Linked DNA regions of Homo sapiens: all the other regions are linked to region 3. Evidence: read pairs that join two places in POLR2A ChIA-PET (ENCODE). Cell type or tissue: HepG2. All regions are shown on one strand. Links, peaks and the distances in the headings refer to the core of each region. The heading gives the core; the rest is flanking DNA.

Region 1 (6,039 bases), core at 1,370-5,369, 190 kb before region 3:
GTGGCACATGCCTGTAAGCCCAGCTACTCGAAAGGCTGAGGCAGGAGAATCACTTGAACCCGGGAGGCAGAGGTTGCGGTGAGCCGAGATTGCGCCATTGCACTCCAGCCTGGGCAACAAGAGCAAAACTCCTTGGCCGGGTGCGGTGGCTCACGCCTGTAATCCCAGCACTTTGGGAGACCGAGGCGGGCGGATCACCTGAGGTCAGGAGTTCGAGACCAGCCTGACCAACACGGTGAAACCCCATCTCTACTAAAAATACAAAATTAGCCGGTCATGGTGGCACATGCCTGTAATCCCAGCTACTTGGGAGGCTGAGGCAGGAAAATTGCTTGAACCCGGGAGGCGGAGGTTGCAGTGAGCTGAGATCGCACCACTGCACTCTAGCCTGGGTGACAGAGCGAGACTCCATCTCAAAAACAAAACAAAACAGAAAACAAGAGCAAAACTCCGTCTCAAAAAAAAAAAAAGAAATACTCATTTTTCTTTGACTTTAAGCCCTTTTAGAATAAATAAAGCGGTACAAAATATTCATAGATTACTAAACTGTTAGAAGCCAATTGTTAAATTTAAGACTTTAATAGGGAACTTAAAGCAATCAAGAAAATAAACTCTCCACAAAGTTTTAAAAAACAACTATAAAATACATCCTGTAGGCCGGGTACAGTGGCTCAATCCCAGCACTTTGGGAGACCGAGGCAGGCGGATCACCTGAGGTCAGGAGTTCGAGACCAGCTTGACCAATATGGAGAAATCCCTTCTCTACTAAAAATACAAAATTAGCCAGGTGTGGTGGCGCATGCCTGTAATCCCAGCTACTCGGGAAGCTGAGGCAGGAGAATCACTTGAACCCAGGAGATGGAGGTTGCGGTGAGCTGAGATTGTACCACTGCATTCCAGCCTGGGCAACAAGAGCGAAATTCTGTCTCAAAAAAAAAAAAAAAAAATCCTGTAGGTTTGTTATCAAGAAAATGCTGATGACTATAATTAGGATTATAAATTTAGTTGAGAGTGAGAGCTAGATTAGTAAATAAAATTGTCTATAAACATTTGTAAATCAGTCATCCTCCTGGGTACGGTTTGTAAAAGAACCCAGTGCTTAAGTGAAGAGCAGGGACAGCTCCTGGCTCTGGATGGGGGAGAAGTCTTCCTTGTTTCATAGTCAAGGAAAGCTCCCAGCTGACCATCACCCTCTTCTCTTGGAAAACGCCACACCTACCTTCTTGCCATTCCTAGAGCGATTTTCCAGCCTGAGTGGTATGACTGCTTCCATTTCCTCGCCACTCTTGTTTGTCCCTGGCAGTTCACTTTGATTCTCAAAAGTCCATTAAAACCCCTTCCAGGTCCTCCGGGATCCCTGGCCATGTAAGCTCTGCCACCAACAGCAGCCTTTCTAGTACAAAGTCTCTAGAGCTTTCCACAGCCTCTGGCTTGGTCTCTCCCTCTCCAGGCTGGCCACAGGCCCCCAGGGACCTATCTGCCATCTCTTGGAAATATCTTTCTAAATTCCCCACTCCCCCTCCTGCCTTTCCACGACTTTGAGTTGCAATAGTTTGCCCAGTTCCCCTTTTCCTTGTAGTCTTTAAAGATAAGTCCACAGGTTTTTCATTTGTTTATAAGATTTACTCTCCATCAGGAAATGAAAATAAACATAGGGAAGCTGATAAGTCACAGCTCCCCACCCCCAGCCGTTGTTCCGGGGAAGCCTCTCTAGCAAGGCTCAGATGTTTCCATCTTAAGGTTAAATCACACCAAACAATAGAAGCCCTTTGGTTTCACCTCAGTGGGCGGGATGTGCCTCCTTTCATGGATCTCCTGCCCCACACAGGATTTCTCTGGACTCCTTAGAGTGTTTCTTCAAAACTAGTTCAATCTCGATCTAATTAGTCCCCAAAGAGATGCAAACCAAACGAGATGCGATTTTTGTTCTATTAGGAGGGCACAAAAATAAAAAATAAAAATTAAGCCTGATAATAGCCTGTTTGGGCCAGCTTGCTGGGAAGCGGACTCATTTTTATACTGCTGGAGGGGTTCGGAATCAAGAATCTTAAATATGTGCATCCCCTTCAATCCAGTAATCCCACTTCTAGGAAAATATCCTGAGGAGATAATCAAGATGTGCAGTCAAGAATTTATGAACAAAAGATACTCACTGCAGAGCCATAATTGAGAAGAACTGGAAAGGACTTAACATGCCTCCCAGGTGGGGCTTGGCTCTGCAAATCCTCATCTGACTCTATGATGGAATGGGATGCATCCGGTCATGCAGTCATCCGTGCGACAAATAGTTCTTCAGTACCTACTCTGCGTTAGGTAAACAATGCAGAGTATTGTTAACTTGGCTGGGTAAACAGGTAAGTTCTCAGCCCCCCTGGAAAATCCATGATCTCCTAAAGTAAAGCAATTTAAAATTGTTCACATTATTTGTGTGTGAGTGTGAGGGGGCGCTTTATCACCCTCCACCTCTCATCCCCCCACCACAAGCAGTTGCCAAATTCAAATAATTTTTCCTTCAATGCCTCTCCCGTGTGACCGCTCCTTTTCTTTCAAAAGTAAATCCTATGTCTGGGAGGTAACCCGATCACCGCGGAAAGAACGCCGACATGGAAATCTTAGGATTGGTTTCTCGTTCCAGGAAGTTGCGCTACTTTGGGCAAATCACGTCACCTCTGGGACTGTTTCTAATCAGAATAAAGAAAGGGCTGGACCAATCTTTCAGATCCTTTGAATCCAATCATTTTTGGCCTTATGACGGAACCGTCTGTAGATGAGGGCATCTGAATCCTAGTTAAAGGGAAGGGACGGTGAAGCCCTTGAAGATCTGGGGCATATTTCCTGAACACCAAAACGGGAAAGGGCTGTCTAGAGTGAAAGTATAAGACAGACAGGCCCTGTTCCAGGAAGCTCCCTGCACTCTGCTCTTCTCCTCAAGCCGACCCCAAACTCACAGCCAGCTTTAGCAAGCAGGCCCGTCATCCTTCCAGGTGCTATGTAATATTAAGAAGCAGCAGCTAACAATTATTAGTGCTACTAGGGGCAGGAGATTTGCAGTTCCCTCGCTTTCACACAAAAGTATGAGGTCTGTTTTATTATTCCCACTCTAAAGGCAAAATGGAAGCTCACGGAGATTACAGAACTTATGGGAAGTGACAGGGCTATTTGCCACGTTTATACTGGCCAGTCTTCCTCTTTTTCTCAAAGGGTGGGGTGGGAGAGCAGCCTCCCGTGTTATCACCCTCTCCTGCGGCAGAAGACAGAAGCATAGGTCATTTTGGTAGTACGGGTTTGTTGATTACCAACTGGGAGACAGAGGTGAGGTAAATCACAAGCATGGATGTTAGCAGGGCTGCAGAAGTTTATAAATAAATGATCTTAGAATCTCCAGCAGCCCCATTCTTTCATTTGGTAACCGGCCTCCTCCCTGCCCTCATCCCTGTAGCGCCCTTCCCCCATGAGGGTGAAGGGTCAGCTCTAAAAATGCAGTCAGGAAGGAACAATGAGAGTCCTCTCCCCGCCTGGGAGAAATGCAATTTGCATCTCAGATGAGCTCAGATTGGTGAAGCCTCGTTTGGACTCTGATCCTTGCAGTAAGGATCTGCTCTGGGAATCTCCTGTGACCTGTTGAGGTTTGCTGCTCCAAAGGAATAAGGAGTCTTTGACATTAATGTCCATTTAACTCAGGGATCTAAAAAGGCAGGTTAGTGTTAGAGTTCTATAGGCACCCCAGAATTGTACCTAAGAGTGTGTGTGTGCGTGCATATGTGTGTTTTCCTGGGGATGGTGTAGCTTTCCTTAGATTGTCAAAGGAATTTATAGCTGCCCAAAGGTTAAAAACTTGTGTGACAAGTGAGTGTGATAAAGGAGGAACAGTGGTGCAGATCCTGTGGGAGGGGAGAATGACTTAACAAACCCAGAGGTGGGGGTGGGAGGGAAAGAATTCAGGTGAGACTGCACTCAGAGGTAGGATTCCTTTTTCTTTTTTGTAGGTAACATTTTTTGTTTTCTTACTGTGTGCCAGGCATTGTTCTAAACTAAATATACAAGGCCAGGCGCAGTGGCTCACTCCTGTAATCCCAGCACTTTGGGAAGCCGAGGTGGGTGGGTCACTTGAGGTCAGGAGTTCGAGACCAGTCTGGTCAACATAGTGAAACCCCGGCTCTACTAAAAATAGAAAAATTAACCAGGTGGCTCGTGCCTGTAGTCCCAGCTGCTCGGGAGGCTGAGAGAGGAGAATCTCTTGAACCCCGGAGGAGGATGTTGCAGTGAGCTGAGATTGCACCACTGCACTCCAGCCTAGGCAACTGAGAAGACTCTGTCTCAAAAAAAAAAAAAAAAAAAAAAAAAAGACAAATACGTAAACTAAAATCTATGAGAATTAGGTAATTCTCTCTCTTTTTTTTTTTTTTGCCAGAGTTTTGCTCTTGTCGCCCAGGCTGGAGTGCAGTGGTGTGATCTTGGCTTACCGCAACCTCCGCCTCCCGGGTTCAAGTGATTCTCCTGCCTCAGCCTCCCAAGTAGCTGGAATTACAGGTGCGCACCACTAGGCCCGGCTGATTTTTGTATTTTTTTAGTAGAGACGGGGTTACACCATGTTGGCCAGGCTGGTCTTGAACTCCTGAACTCAGGTGATCCACCTGCCTTGGCCTCCCAAATTTCTGGGATGACAGAAGTGAGCCACCGCGCCCGGCCTAATTTTTTTTTTTTTTTTTTTAAGAGACGGAGACTTGCTCTGTTGCCAGGCTGGAGTGCAGTGGCGCCATCTTGGCTTACTGCAAGCTCCACCTCCCAGGTTCAAGTGATTCTCCTGCCTCAGCCTCCCAAGTAGCTGGAATTACAGGTGCGCACCACTAGGTCTGGCTGATTTTTGTATTTTTTTAGTAGAGACGGGGTTACACCATGTTGGCCAGACTGGTCTTGAACTCCTGACCTCAGGTGATCCACCTGCCTTGGCCTCCCAAATTTCTGGGATGACAGGAGTGAGCCACCGTGCCCAGCCTAATTTTTTTTTTTTTAGAGATGGAGTCTCACTCTGTTGCCAGGCTGGAGTGCAGTGGCGCGATCTCGGCTCACTGCAAGCTCCACCTCCTGGGTTTAAGTGATTCTCCTGCCTCAGCCTCCCAAGTAGCTGGGACTACTGGCTGGCGCCACCACGCCCAGCTAATTTGTATTTTTAGTAAAGATGGGGTTTCACCATGTTGGCCAGGATGGTCTCCATCTCTTGACGTCGTGATCTGCCCGCCTCGGCCTCCCAAAGTGCTTGGATTACAGGTGTGAGCCACTGAGCCTGGCCTAAATTTTAAACTATTTGTAGAGACAGGGTCTCGCTATGTTGCTCAGAATGTTCTCAAACTCCTGAGCTCAAGCAATCCTCCTGCCTTGGCCTCCTGAAGTGCTGGGATTAAAGGCATGACCCACTGTGTCCAGCCTTTTGTGGGCTTTTTGACATCCTTTTATGTTTTTCTTTGGTGAAGTGCCTATTCAAATCATTTGCACGCTTTTTTTTTTTTTTGAGATGGAGTCTTGCTCTGTCCCCCAGGCTGGAGTGCAGTGATGCGATCTCGGCTCACTGCAAGCTCCGCCTCCTGGGTTCACGCCATTCTCCTGCCTCAGCCTCCCGAGTAGCTGGGACTACAGGCGCCGGTCACCACGCCCGGCTAATTTTTTTTTTTGTATTTTTAGTAGAGACAGGGTTTCACCGTGTTAGCCAGGATGGTCTTGATCTGCTGACCTCGTGATCTGCCCATCTCGGCCTCCCAAAGTGCTGGGATTACAGGCATGAGTGAGCCACTGCGCCCGGCCATTTGCCCTTTTTTTGTTGTTGGGCTGTTTATCTTATTATTGCATTTTGAGGGTTCATTATATACTCTGGATACAAGCCCTTTGCCAGATATGTGTGTTGCTAATATTCTCTACCAGTCTGTGGCTTATCTTTGCATTCTCCTAAATTTCTTTCAGAGAGCATACATTCTGGTAGAAGAGTACTTAGTCCTGGGCCTGGCAGATTTATTTCTTTCAGGACCCAAGGCCTCTGCTGCAAAC
Region 2 (6,039 bases), core at 1,370-5,369, 200 kb before region 3:
TTTGTATTTTTAGTAGAGATGGGGTTTGACCATGTTGGTCAGGCTGGTCTCAAACTCCTGACCTCGTGATCGCCCACCTCGGCCTCCCAAAGTGCTGGGATTACAGGCATGAGCCACCACGCCCGGCCTAATTTTTGTATTTTTAATAGAGACAGGCTTTGCCATGTTGGCCAGGCTGTATTATCACCTTTAAATAAAGCTGGGGTTACACTGTACATCCTATATTGTAACCTGAATTTTCACTTCACCACAGTAATGAAGGTCTTCTCCCCTTCTGAGGTCCTAAACTTAGAATTGCTGGTCTCTGACTTCCATTATTCTAGTTTTACTTCTGTCTTCCCACTGTCTCACATCTACTCCCATAAGGGAGACCACACTGACCATCTGCTCCTCTTGGCATTATATTTCTTACTATAAAACTACACATTGGCACCTGGCTTGCACATCTGTCTCTTAGGAGTTTGGTTACTGTTAGCTCTGTGAGCCTGAGTGATCACCTCAACTATCCTAGCAAAATAGGAGAGTTGGGGCCCTCCAAAGCTGAGAATTTGGGCATTATGACCTAAATAAAGCAACACAATACTGTCTGAGCAACTAGTCAAACCCAACCAGCCTCCTTCTCTGACAACTTTATTTTGCTTTCTTTAAGTGCCATACCAATTATTATAAGTGATGACTAGTATTTATCATTTTAAATGGCAAACAACCCTAAATGGCTTGGTGGAGGGCAAGTTCAGACATTGTCCTGGAGACTGGCTGAGAGTAGAAGCCCCTCTGCAGTGTTCTTTGAAGTGCTGATTTTAGTTATATAAAATGCTAAATTGCCTCTCCCACTGTCAGAATAGCCTTTTATTTATTTATTTATTTATTTATTTATTTTTGAGACGGAGACTCGCTCTGTCCCCCAGGCTGGAGTGCAGTGGCACCATCTTGGCTCACAGCAAGCTCCGCTTCCCAAGTTCACACCATTCTCCTGCCTCAGCCTCCCAAGTAGCTGGGACTACAGGCGCCCGTCACCACGCCTGGCTAATTTTTTTTTTTTTTTTTGTATTTTTAGTAGAGACAGGGTTTCACCATGTTAGCCAGGATGGTCTTGATCTCCTGACCTCGTGATCCGCCCGCCTCAGCCTCCCAAAGTGCTGGGATTACAGGCGTGAGCCACTGTGCCCAGCCCAAAATAGCCTTTTATACCTCTTCCTGTTTATGTTATCAAGAAGTTAGTATGTAGACTTCAGAACTCAATTTTGATCTGCTCTTGATTAAACCTTGGTTTACAGAACTACGGTAGTTTTTCACATTGTAGAGAAAAAGTTGAACTATTTTAATAATGGATTTTCTGTGTGTATAGAAACTCCTACAATTGATTTAAATTTTTTTTTTTTTTGAGACAGATTCTTGCTTTGTCGCCCAGGCTGGAGTGATCTCGGCTCACTGCAACCTCCACCTCCTGGATTCAAGCAATTCTCCTGCCTCAGCCTCCCAAGTAGCTGGAATTACAGGCACCCGCCACCACACTAATTTTTGTAGTTTTTAGTAGAGATGGGGTTTCACCATGTTGCCCAAGGCTGGTGTCCAACTCCTGACCTCAAGTGATCTACCCTCCTCGGCCTCCCAAAGTGCTGGGATTACAGGCGTGAGCCACCACGCCCAACCTTGAGTTAAATTTCTAAAAATCTCAACATAATGTGTTTGGCTCCTCTTCTTATTATGCTTAGAGTTAGGCACTAGCACATACTAGACCTAAACTTGACTGATTTGAAAAGACCACTGAAATCCATGATTTGCTGCGGATCCTCTGTGTCTGCTGTGGCCAATATAAAGAAACTTGGATGCACTTAATTTATGAAGACAAGCTTTGTTGATCTGGAAGTTGAATGATAAATGTGAATCCAATGACGCCATACCCCTGCGGATAATGGCAGGCTGGATGTAGCATGTTAGCCGTCATATTCTGTGTGCTCCCTGCGATGTGGGCACTTCCCTTCCATCGTGGTGAGGCCAAAGCAAAGGCACAGAGACCTGAACACAAACATGAAAAACACCTTACCACCTGGGAGTCAGGGGCAGGTTCAGGCACATCCATTCCTCTGGCATTTGAGCAGCTGTTTTCCACAGCATTAACTCAGCACGGCAGGGTAAGTCAGATTAAAAACCAATAAAAGAGTAGTATCCTCATACCACCCTCAACGTCTTCCTGCTTCACCAAAAAACCAATAAAAGACTGAATGTGGCCCTTTATCAGCTAGACCTCAAAATCTTCTTTGCTTTCTATGCGTATTTCCAATAAAAAAGTACAAGGGTTGTTAAAAGTCCTTATTTATTTATTTATTTATTTATTTATTTATTTATTTATTTTTAGAACCAGGGTCTCACTCTGTTGCCCAGGCTGGAGTTCAGTGGTGCAGTCATAGCTCAGTGCAGCCTCCAACTCCTGAGCTCAAGTGATCCTCCCACTTCAGCCTCCAGAGAAGTTGGGACTACAGGTGCATGCTACCACGCCAGGCTAATGCTTTTGGTTTTTTAAGAGTTTTGTTGAGTCAGGGTCTTGCTATGTTGCCCAGGCTGGTCTCAAATTCCTAGCTTCAAGCAGTCCTCCTCCCTCAGCCTCCCAAAGGGTTGGTATTACAGGCATGAACCACTGTGCCTGGCCTTAAAGTCCTTTTGAAACACAAGACAAGAAACATTTGGCCGCGCACAGTGGCTCATGCCTGTAATCCCAGCACTTTGGGAGGCCAAGGCAGGTAGATCATGAGGTCAGGAGTTCAAGACCAGCCTGGCCAAGATGGTGAAACCCCATCTCTACTAAAAATACAAAAAATTAGCTGGGCATGGTGGCACGTGACTGTAATCCCAACTACTCAGAAGGCTGAGGCAGAGAATTGCTTAAAACCCAGGAGGTGGAGGTTGCAGTGAGCCAAGATCTCGCCACTGCACTCCAGCCTGGGCAACAGAGCAAGACTCTGTCTCGAAAAAATTAAAAATAAAAATACAAAAATTAGCTGGGCATAGTGGCACGTGCCTGTCATCCCACCTACTCAGGAGGCTGGGGCAGGCGAATCGCTTGAACCCGGGAGGCGGAGGTTGCGGTGAGCCAAGATCGCGCCATTGCACGCCAGCCTGGGCAACAGAGCGAAACTCAGTCTCAAAAAAAAAAAAAAAGGAAACATTTATTGAACACCTAGTACATTCCATGCACTGTAGTGTGTGTGGTTTTATTTAATTTCATCTCTGCCCAACCCTGGGAAACGGTCTATTAGCAGACGCAGAGGATAAGGCACAGGACGATCAGGTAACACACCCAGGGCCAAATATCATAAATGGCAGAATTCAAATTAAAGCCACCTTCCAAGCCATGTCCCTCCCATCGTCACAATACTGCATGTCTACAGCACAGTTGATGGGCATAACCCTTCTTAGCAACAGCAAGCAGCTGAGCAGAAAGTAATTGCAGGAGGCAGAGCCAAGAGGAAAACTGCTGAGAGTGCTGACGGTAGGTGGAGAGAACAGAAGCACACACCGTAGGGTGCAATCTTAGTGAGCTTTGTTTTCCTTCAATAGAGGTGAGTTCAGACCCAGGCATGTCTCTCCAACATTCATTTCCCCTGCTTCGGCACCATAGACTTGAAGGATTGGACTCAGGAGTTGGGGAGGACACGGGGGAAGTTGCTTTCCTGGTGCTGAGGCCCCCGGCCACCGTGGTAGTGTACAGCAAGTACAGGGTAACAGAAGGGCCAGCAGGAGGACACGGCGCAATGGTGTACCGAGGGACAGGAGAGTGAATCAGAGCCACAGGACAGAGCTCCACCTGTTTCCAGGGAAGTGCATGGGGGGCTCCCGGAAGCCAAAGGCAGCGCCCAGAGGCAGTGTGAAGAGGCCTTCCTCAGACCTCAGGGTTTCGGCAGGGATAGTGGGTGACCTGTGTGCTGGCTCTCCAGAAACTGAAAGCAGCAAGAGACACTTGGGCTCCTTTTTTAGTTTTTCTGGTTTGTTTTGTTTTGTTTTTTTGCAGGCACTCGGTGGTTAGCTGGAAATAAAGGTGGAGGAACTGGGCAGTTCAAAGGCAGAGACGGCTTCCCCCACCCCCACCTCACCTCCCCTTTCATTCAGAAAAGCCACAAAAGCGTGGCCCCAGGGTGTGTGTGAAAGGAGGGAGGAGTGACTCCACCTAGCTCCTCTGGAGTAAAGAGAGGCTGTGGGCCTGGTGTCGTGCGTGCATGCCTGCATGTGCCTGTGTGTGTGCATGCTTGCCTGGTGCTCAAGGGTCAGGGGAAGCTGGCTGAGAAGACTGAGGAGATGGAGGGAGGTGGAGGGAAGTGTAATAGAAGGAGGTGGAGGAAGGTGGCTGCCATAGAGCTTTGGCTCTGGCTGGCCTGAGTCTCTTCCTGAAGTTGCAGCTGCACTTTGGGGCCAGGCGCTGTTGACACTGTGGGTATAAACATGTGGCCAGCAGCAGAATAGAGACTCAGAGTCTTGAGAAAGAAAGTGGTGACTTCCCACTCCTCCTTCCTTCTTTCCTGTACAGAGTCTGCCATCTGGGGGCAGAGATATGGGCAAGCCCTCATTATAATACTAGCAGTGAAGGGCTGGGCATGACAGGTGGAAACACCACTGACTCTAGAACTCAGAGCATGGAATTTGGTATGGTGGCAGGCAGGGGTCCAGAGGTAGTATTTGTTATCTATTGCTGTGTAACGAATTAGCTTAAGGTATAGCAGTTCAAGAGAAGAAATGTTTATTATCTCACAATTTCTTTGGGTCAGAAATACAGGTGTGGTTTAGCTGAATGCTTTCTGGCTGAAGGTGTTTCAGGACGTTACAGTCATGCCACCAGCTGGGGCTGCCAACTCATCTGAAGGCTCAACACAGGGGGACCGGAGTCCAAGCTCCCTCACATGGTCACCAGCAGGATTCAGTTCCTCGAAGGCTGTCATTTAGAGGCCTCCCTCCGTCCCTCCTTACAGGTCCTTCTCACAGGGCACTTCGTGACATGGCAGCTGACTTTCTGGGGACCATCCAAGTGAGAAAGAGCCCTTAGAAAGAAGTGACAGTCTTTATATAACCTAATCTCAGAAGTGACAACTCATCCCTTCTACAAGGTTCTATTATTCAAAATTGCATCTGTAAATCCAGCTCACTCAAGGGAAAGGGATTACTAGGAGATAGGGGTCACTGGGGGCCATTCTAGAGGCTCCCTGTCACAGCATCCAAGCTGAGACCTACAGAATGACAGGAGTTCACCAGGCAGGGAGGCAGGAGGGAGTTGGGGGACGGCAGGTGCAGTGAACCATGGTTGTAACTCAGTATGGCTGCACAGAGAGCACTGCCTGAGGGTGAGCAGTGCTGTGGAGAGGCCAGCAGGGCCCAGAACTTGTACCATCTTTTAACCCAGGTTTGTAAGGGTGGACTTTATCCTGCAAGCATGAAGATCCTAAAGCTTGAGGCTAACGGTTAAGATTTGGCTTTAGAAAGATTACACTGCTGGCCCAGCTCAGTGGCTCACGCCTGTAATCCCAGCATTTTGGGAGGCTGAGGTGGGCGGATCACCTGAGGTCAGGAGTTCGAGACCAGCCTGGCCAACATGGTGAAACCCTGGTTCTCCTAAAAATACAAAAAAATTAGCTGGGCATGGTGGTGGGTGCTTGTAATCCCAGCTATGCGGGAGGCTGAGGCAGGAGAATCGCCTGAACCCGGGAGGTGGAGGAGGTTGCAGTGAGCCAAGATGGCACCGCTGCACTCCAGCCTGGGTGACAGAGTGAGACTGTATCTGAAAGAAAGGAAAGGGAAAAAAAAGAAAGAAAAAAAAAAGAAAAGAAAAGAAGGAAGGTTATCACTGCTGTGGGGAGAATGGATTGAAGAGAGTAAAAGAGCAGAGGAAGGCCAGCTGGCGGGTGCGGCAGGTGGGGGGATTGAACTGAGGTGCTGGAGAGGCTGAATGGCTGGCAGCAGCGCTGCTGCAGAGCTGGCGTCCCTGGGTGTAGGAACTGACTGCTTATGTCCGTCTTCCTCCTCTGGAACATAAGCTCAATGAGGACAGGGATT
Region 3 (6,039 bases), core at 910-4,909:
TTGTTTACCTAATCAAACAACTAACTTGGCAATGACAGGTGCCCCTCCCCCAGCCTCACTGCCACCTTGCAGTTTGATCTCGGACTGCTATGCTAGCAATGAGCGAGACTCCCTGGGAGTAGGACCCTCCGAGCCAGGTGCGGGATATAATCTCCTGGTGTGCCATTTTTTAAGCCCGTTGGAAAAGCACAATATTAGGGTGGGAGTGAGCCGATTTTCCAGGTGCCCTCTGTCACTGCTTTCTTTGACTAGGAAAGGGAATTCCCTGACCCCTTGCGCTTCCCGGGTGAGGTGATGCCTCGCCCTGCTTCGGCTTGCGCGTGGTGCGCTGCACCCACTGTCCTGCACCTACTGTCTGGCACTCCCCAGTGAGATGAACCCGGTACCTCAGTTGGAAATACAGAAATCACCCGTCTTCTGCGTTGCTCACAATGGGAGCTGTAGACTGGAGCTGTTCCTATTTGGCCATCTTGGCTCCTCCCCCCTTTTTTTTCTTTTTTTAAGATGCAGTCTCACTCTGTCACCCAGACTGGAGTGGAGCAGCATGACCTCGGCTCACTGCAACCTCCGCCTCCTGGGTTCAAACAGTTCTGTCTCAGCCTCCCAAGTAGCTGGGACTCCAGGCACCTGCCACCATGCCCAGCTAATTTTTGTATTTTTAGTAGAGATAGGGTTTCACATTGTTGGTCAGGCTGGTCTTGAACTCCCGACCTCAGCTGATTCACTTGCCTCGGCCTCCCAAAGTGCTGGGATTACAGGCGTGAGCCACCATGCCCAGCTAAAAGGCCATTCTTAATTTTCAAAAGAGAACTTTATGACATCTGGGAATTTCAGAGGCTTTGCAGAACAATATTAAGAAAACTACTGTTTGCTAGGCTTGAGGTCAGGAGTTCAAGACCAGCCTGGGCAACATAGCAAGACCCTATCTCTATTCTACTTTAAATAAAAAATAAAAATAGAAAACAAGAAAAGAAACCTATTGTTTACAGAATAAAGTGATTCTAGGTCTTTCAGTCAGGTCTGTTTTCTTAACAAAATACACACTGAAGTGTAAAAATACTGCCGAACTGTTTATATTCCTTCAAGAATACTAGCAGATGAGTAAATTGGCAATATGATTAAAAAAAAGAAATATGCATGCCTCTTGACCCAGCAGTTTCCTTAGAAATGTGACTTGAAGGAATCATTAAAAATGTGTGCAAAGATTTTCCCACTAGGAGGTTCTCCTCAATGCTGCTTAAAATAACAAAAAAATCAAAACAACCTCAGAATCTATAGTAAGAGAATCTGTAAATAAGGATATACCTGTAAATAAGGGTGTAAAGTACATGGTATTCTAGATAATGTAGATATAAAATGGAATTATCTCCACAATATATCATTGGGTTTAAACAGGTTAAGACAGCATCCATAATGATTTTACTACATATGATTAGTAAGACATTAAATACAAATATTAAAATCAAACAATATATATTAAAGTTAATTATACAGGCATAGAGAGTAGAGAGACATAATGGCTACTAAATGTATTAGTAGTTATCTCTAAACAGTTGAGTTGCTGTTCATTTTTACTTTCTTTACATTTTCCTGTATTGCTTAAATTTTCTATAAAATGCATATCAGAATTTAAAAATATAGTTATATTCATATTCATTTTTTTCTTTTTTCTTTTAAGACAGGGTCTCGCTCTGTCACCCAGGCTGGAGTGCAGTGGCATGCTCATGGCTCCCTGCAGCCTCAACCTCCTGGGCTCAACTGATCCTCCTCCCACCTCAGCCTCCCAAGTAGCTGGGATTACAGGTATGCACCAGCACACTAGGCTAATTTTTGTATTTGTTGTAGAAACAGGGTTTCACCATGTCACCCAGGCTGATCTCGAACTTTGTTTTTAAAGGCAAAAAGTAAACGTACAAATTCAAGGCATAAGGTGAATAGGAAGTTTAGCAATTGAAAAAAAATAACCTATCTGACTACTACCCTTTAGGTATTTTAGAGAGTAGGGAAAAGGAGAAGAGAGAAAAAGAAAGGGCTGAAACGTGGGAACAATATACAACCTATTAAAACCAGAGAAACTGGGGAGCTGTGGTGGCAAAAAAAAAAAAAAAAAAAAAAAGACACAGAAATGCTCACCACTTTAGCCACATCAAAACCAATGCAGGCAAGAAGCTGCTCTGAAGTCTCCCAACCCTTCAGCCAGGCATGGTAGTAGTCCCAGCTATTTTGGAGGCTGAGGCGAGAGGACTGGTTAAGCCCAGGAGTTTGAAGCTCCGGTGAGCTATGATCTCACCACTGCACTAAAGCCTGGGCAAAAGAGATCCCGTCTCTTAGAAAAAAAAGTCTAAAAACCCCAAACAAAAGCAATCGCATAGACTAGTCTTAGGAGTTCACTACCTTGATAACAGCGCTAGAGATACTCAGACACTGAGCCCTTTCTAAAATAATGTAGACGTGTATCAAAGACCAGACAGTTTTATTGTTCTTTTCAGCAATTCCTCATAGATGGTGTTCTTAATTTCCTTATACATATATGAATCAGAACCCACCCCCCAACCCCCTTGTTTTCTTTTTCCTGGGCTTGGAGCAAGAGGCAATTGCACTGGTGACTCTCCACAATGACATGAGTTCTCAGTTGTTCCATGAAAGATTATTACAGTGCAACTACAAGAACAGCACAATAAGAGAAATGGTTCTCACCTCTTTGATCTACAGAAACATGTAGACCTCCAGGGCTTAACAGAAAAATTTTCCTGGAACTCCTAAACTTTAGGCATAAGACCCAAATAACTTCATTCCTAGCCTTTTAGTTTGTACCCAGGTATCACAAACTTATTTACAAAGTTTATTCTGACCTATGCAAATAAAATTGGGCACTTTATTAAAACTTCTTTGAATCTATTACTCATGAATAAAACATGAAAAATACTCATACTGATGGATAACACTTTACACAACACTGAATCAACTCCCCTTTGCTTGCCTCCTCCTAAAGGACTGGCTTAATTTCAGTAGTAGAACCCAAACATGAATCAATCTCATGACTAAGCATTAACTATGCATCCATTTAGCAAATGAAAGTTTATTTTAGCATTTGAAATTCTGTGGTTCTTCAGGAATATAGCCAGATAAATGATTTTTACTAACAAATGCAACTAACACCATTTCATCTCCTCTCTAGGAATGACTGAAGACTCTTGACTATCATCTATTCAGCACCTGGAAGCATTACCTTTTTGTAATACGAAAAGAAAAACAGCTGAAAGAAAGAAAATATACTTGTCCCTTCAAATATAGATCATATAATCAAATACACCTTAATTCACTGGTAAATATGTCACTTGGAACATAAGTTCTAACCCCAGATGAAAAATGAAAAGTAAACTTTCTACCATCCTCGTACTGATAGAAAATTCTCATGGGAGAGTAGGGAAAAACAGTCAGTCTTCGGTCTATTTTAGTTAAACCTTCACATTAGTGGAGGAAACGATGAACTCATGGCAAATTAAGCTACCCTCCCTAAGTTATTTTTCCTCAACAAATCAAACTCAAAGACAAGCTTACAAAACTGGAAACACAGAATAAAAGAATAAAAGAGGACACTGTCTCCTATGCCATATTATAGTCCAGAATTAGTTAATCTAATTCAAAGTATTGGCAAGGATGTTCCATCAACTAGACCAGGTATTTATCATTCATTACCATGTACTGCTTAAGCATGTAAAGTAGCTGAAACACAAATATTTTGGAGTTATCTCCAGACAAAGAGTAAAAACACAAGAAAAATGTTAAAATCCTATTATGTTCAACCGCTGATGATTTTCAGAATTTACATCTTTAATTTTTATTAACATTAGGAAAGTTTTGCCTATACTGTTTAGCTTAATTAAAGTGTAATGGAAATGTAAGAATCTGACAGCACTTATTAATATCTGTTTAGCAATTATACACTTGAAGTTTAATCATGGATTTAAGAATTTCAATAAAATAGTGAAAGAAGAAATAAAAGAAAAAAGAAAAACAACAGTGAAAGAAATAGAATCAAGGCATTAATCCACCAAGAAAAGGGTTAGCTGTGTGTTCACTCTGACCTTGAGTCTATTACCACATGGAAATTTTTTAGGAATTTTACAACGGAAGGAAAAAAGGGAAGAAAAAAGAGATACTCTTAGTGCTGCTGCTGCCTTCCTTCTTTACTGTTCTATTCTCCATATATTCAAAAAATACTTAGTAATTTTTCCCCTAAAATGTTGTAAATGTGCTTACTGATCCAATCTTACTGTTAGAACATCCATGAACTATCCTTGGCCCTCTTCCTCTTCTCTATCCACATTCTCTCCCTTGGTGATCTTATCTAAACTCAAGGATTTAAATATTTTGCCTCCATAATGTATAATTCCAGCTCAGTCTTCTCTCTTAACTCCAGACTCATACGTCTAACTGCCTACTTGACCAGAATATCTTACAGGTGTCTCAAACTCAGAATGTCCAAAAATGGATTCCTGAGCTGTGCCAACCCTCCTCCAACCTATGCAACCCATACTATGGTATTCTCCAGTTAAGTTGATGGTAATTCCATTTTTCTTCAACTTACTGAAGTTTAAAACCTTTAGAGTCATCTTTGATTCATCCCCTTTCTCTCACACCCCGCCTTTTGATAACAAAATCCTATTGTTTCAATCTTCCAAATATGTCCAGAAATTGACTACATCTCACTATCTCCACTGCTACTATGTGGCCTGAGCCACCACCATCATCCCTTACTTAAATTACTGCAGGCTTCCCAACAGATCTTCCTGCTTCTACCCTTGAACCTCCCTGCATACACACACACAATTTAGTCTTAATACAGCTAGCTGCCAGGATGATCCTTTTAAAACTAAGTCAGAGGTCTCTCTACCCTGTTCAAATCAGGCAATGGCTCCCCCCATTCTCTTAGAGTAAAAACCAAAGTCCTTTCAACAACATAAGGCCCTTCATGATGGGGCCTCCTGTGGCTTCCCCTTCTATTATTCATTCCTCTTGTTCACTCCTCCAGACTCTTTAGGGTTACTCGAACTCACCAGGTGACCGCTTGATGTTTACTTTGGGATACTTTTCCCAAATATCTACTTGGCTAACTCCCTTACTTTCTTAAGTCTTTGTTCAAAGATCACCTCTCAGTGAGGGCTACCCTGAACACCTTGTTTAATATTGCAACCAGCTCCTTTACTACCAAAAAGAGAGAGTAAACTATGCTTAGTGAGCTCATTTCACCTAGCAGAGACCGTGGAAGAAAGTACTAAGATCAGAGGGAGTATTCTTACGAGAAAATAGAATAGGAGATTTGCTGGAACCTTTGTCAAGATCCCAGTTATGTTCAGGGATTTAAAAAGAGAACTCCGTATGTAAGGGATGAAGAAAAGAGGAGATCAGTTACCAAAAAGGATCTATACTCAGGATCTGTCCGAGTCACAGATACACAGCTGCACCATACTCATGTACGCATCTCAAGGGGGCAAAGCCCGCAATTTAAAGCACAGCAAAGCATTTCCTTATCCACATATCGCAAAAGAGAAACAGCAAGAAAATATATCCCAGCTCAAGCATAGCATACACAAATACATTTCACAATAATTTCCTAAGCCAAGCGTGGTGGCACACACCTATAATTCCAGCTACTTGAGAGGCTGAGGAGGAAGGATCACCTGAGCCCGGAAGTTCAAGAACAGTCTGGGCAACATAGTGAGACCCTGTCTCAAATAATAATAATAACAACAACAACAATTTATGCTCCACATGCCTGCAACAGTTCATCTCTAGGAAAAGGGGCTTACTTGAGACTTGATGCTTACGTTTAAAATATATATATACATATTTTGAAACCTGATTAGCCAACATCTAACCACCTCAATTTATAGTAAAGAGGACTCCTAAAACTCAAACCTGTTTAGCATAACATAAAGTGACAAATAGAAAACATTGCCATTTCCAGGAAGAACAAAAAATCAATAATTTATTCAAACATACATTGAGCGCCTACTATTTGTCAGGCCTGTGACA

The links. ChIA-PET counts read pairs that join two places held together with the same protein. Peaks named below come from ENCODE experiments on the same cell type or tissue, not always from the same donor. Only the 100,000 strongest peaks of a DNase experiment are listed, where the experiment ranks them.
Region 1: POLR2A ChIA-PET joins it to region 3 with 5 read pairs; 2 of 35 experiments call an interaction of 5 or more read pairs at or near these places.
Region 2: POLR2A ChIA-PET joins it to region 3 with 7 read pairs; 2 of 35 experiments call an interaction of 5 or more read pairs at or near these places.

Annotation. Positions count from the first base shown.
Region 1 is chr12:31,367,530-31,373,568 of GRCh38, forward strand. It overlaps LINC02387 (long intergenic non-protein coding RNA 2387), which reads right to left and starts at 1,772. Exons shown (of 2, transcript NR_146469.1): 1 at 1,220-1,772. RefSeq lists enhancers at 2,813-3,420, 3,421-4,029. In HepG2, for the core only: no CTCF peak of the experiment used is centred there; DNase peaks (open chromatin) are centred at 3,512 and 3,872; H3K4me3 peaks cover 1,671 bases.
Region 2 is chr12:31,358,766-31,364,804 of GRCh38, forward strand. It overlaps LINC02387 (long intergenic non-protein coding RNA 2387), which reads right to left. Exons shown (of 2, transcript NR_146469.1): 2 at 4,716-5,030. Among named protein-coding and RNA genes, the nearest start is that of LINC02387, 7.5 kb to the right of the region's middle. RefSeq lists an enhancer at 5,754-6,039. In HepG2, for the core only: no CTCF peak of the experiment used is centred there; DNase peaks (open chromatin) are centred at 3,766 and 4,156; H3K4me3 peaks cover 1,679 bases.
Region 3 is chr12:31,555,722-31,561,760 of GRCh38, forward strand. The region is part of intron 1 of DENND5B (DENN domain containing 5B); the gene reads right to left. Among named protein-coding and RNA genes, the nearest start is that of DENND5B-AS1, 31 kb to the right of the region's middle. In HepG2, for the core only: no CTCF peak of the experiment used is centred there; no DNase peak of the experiment used is centred there.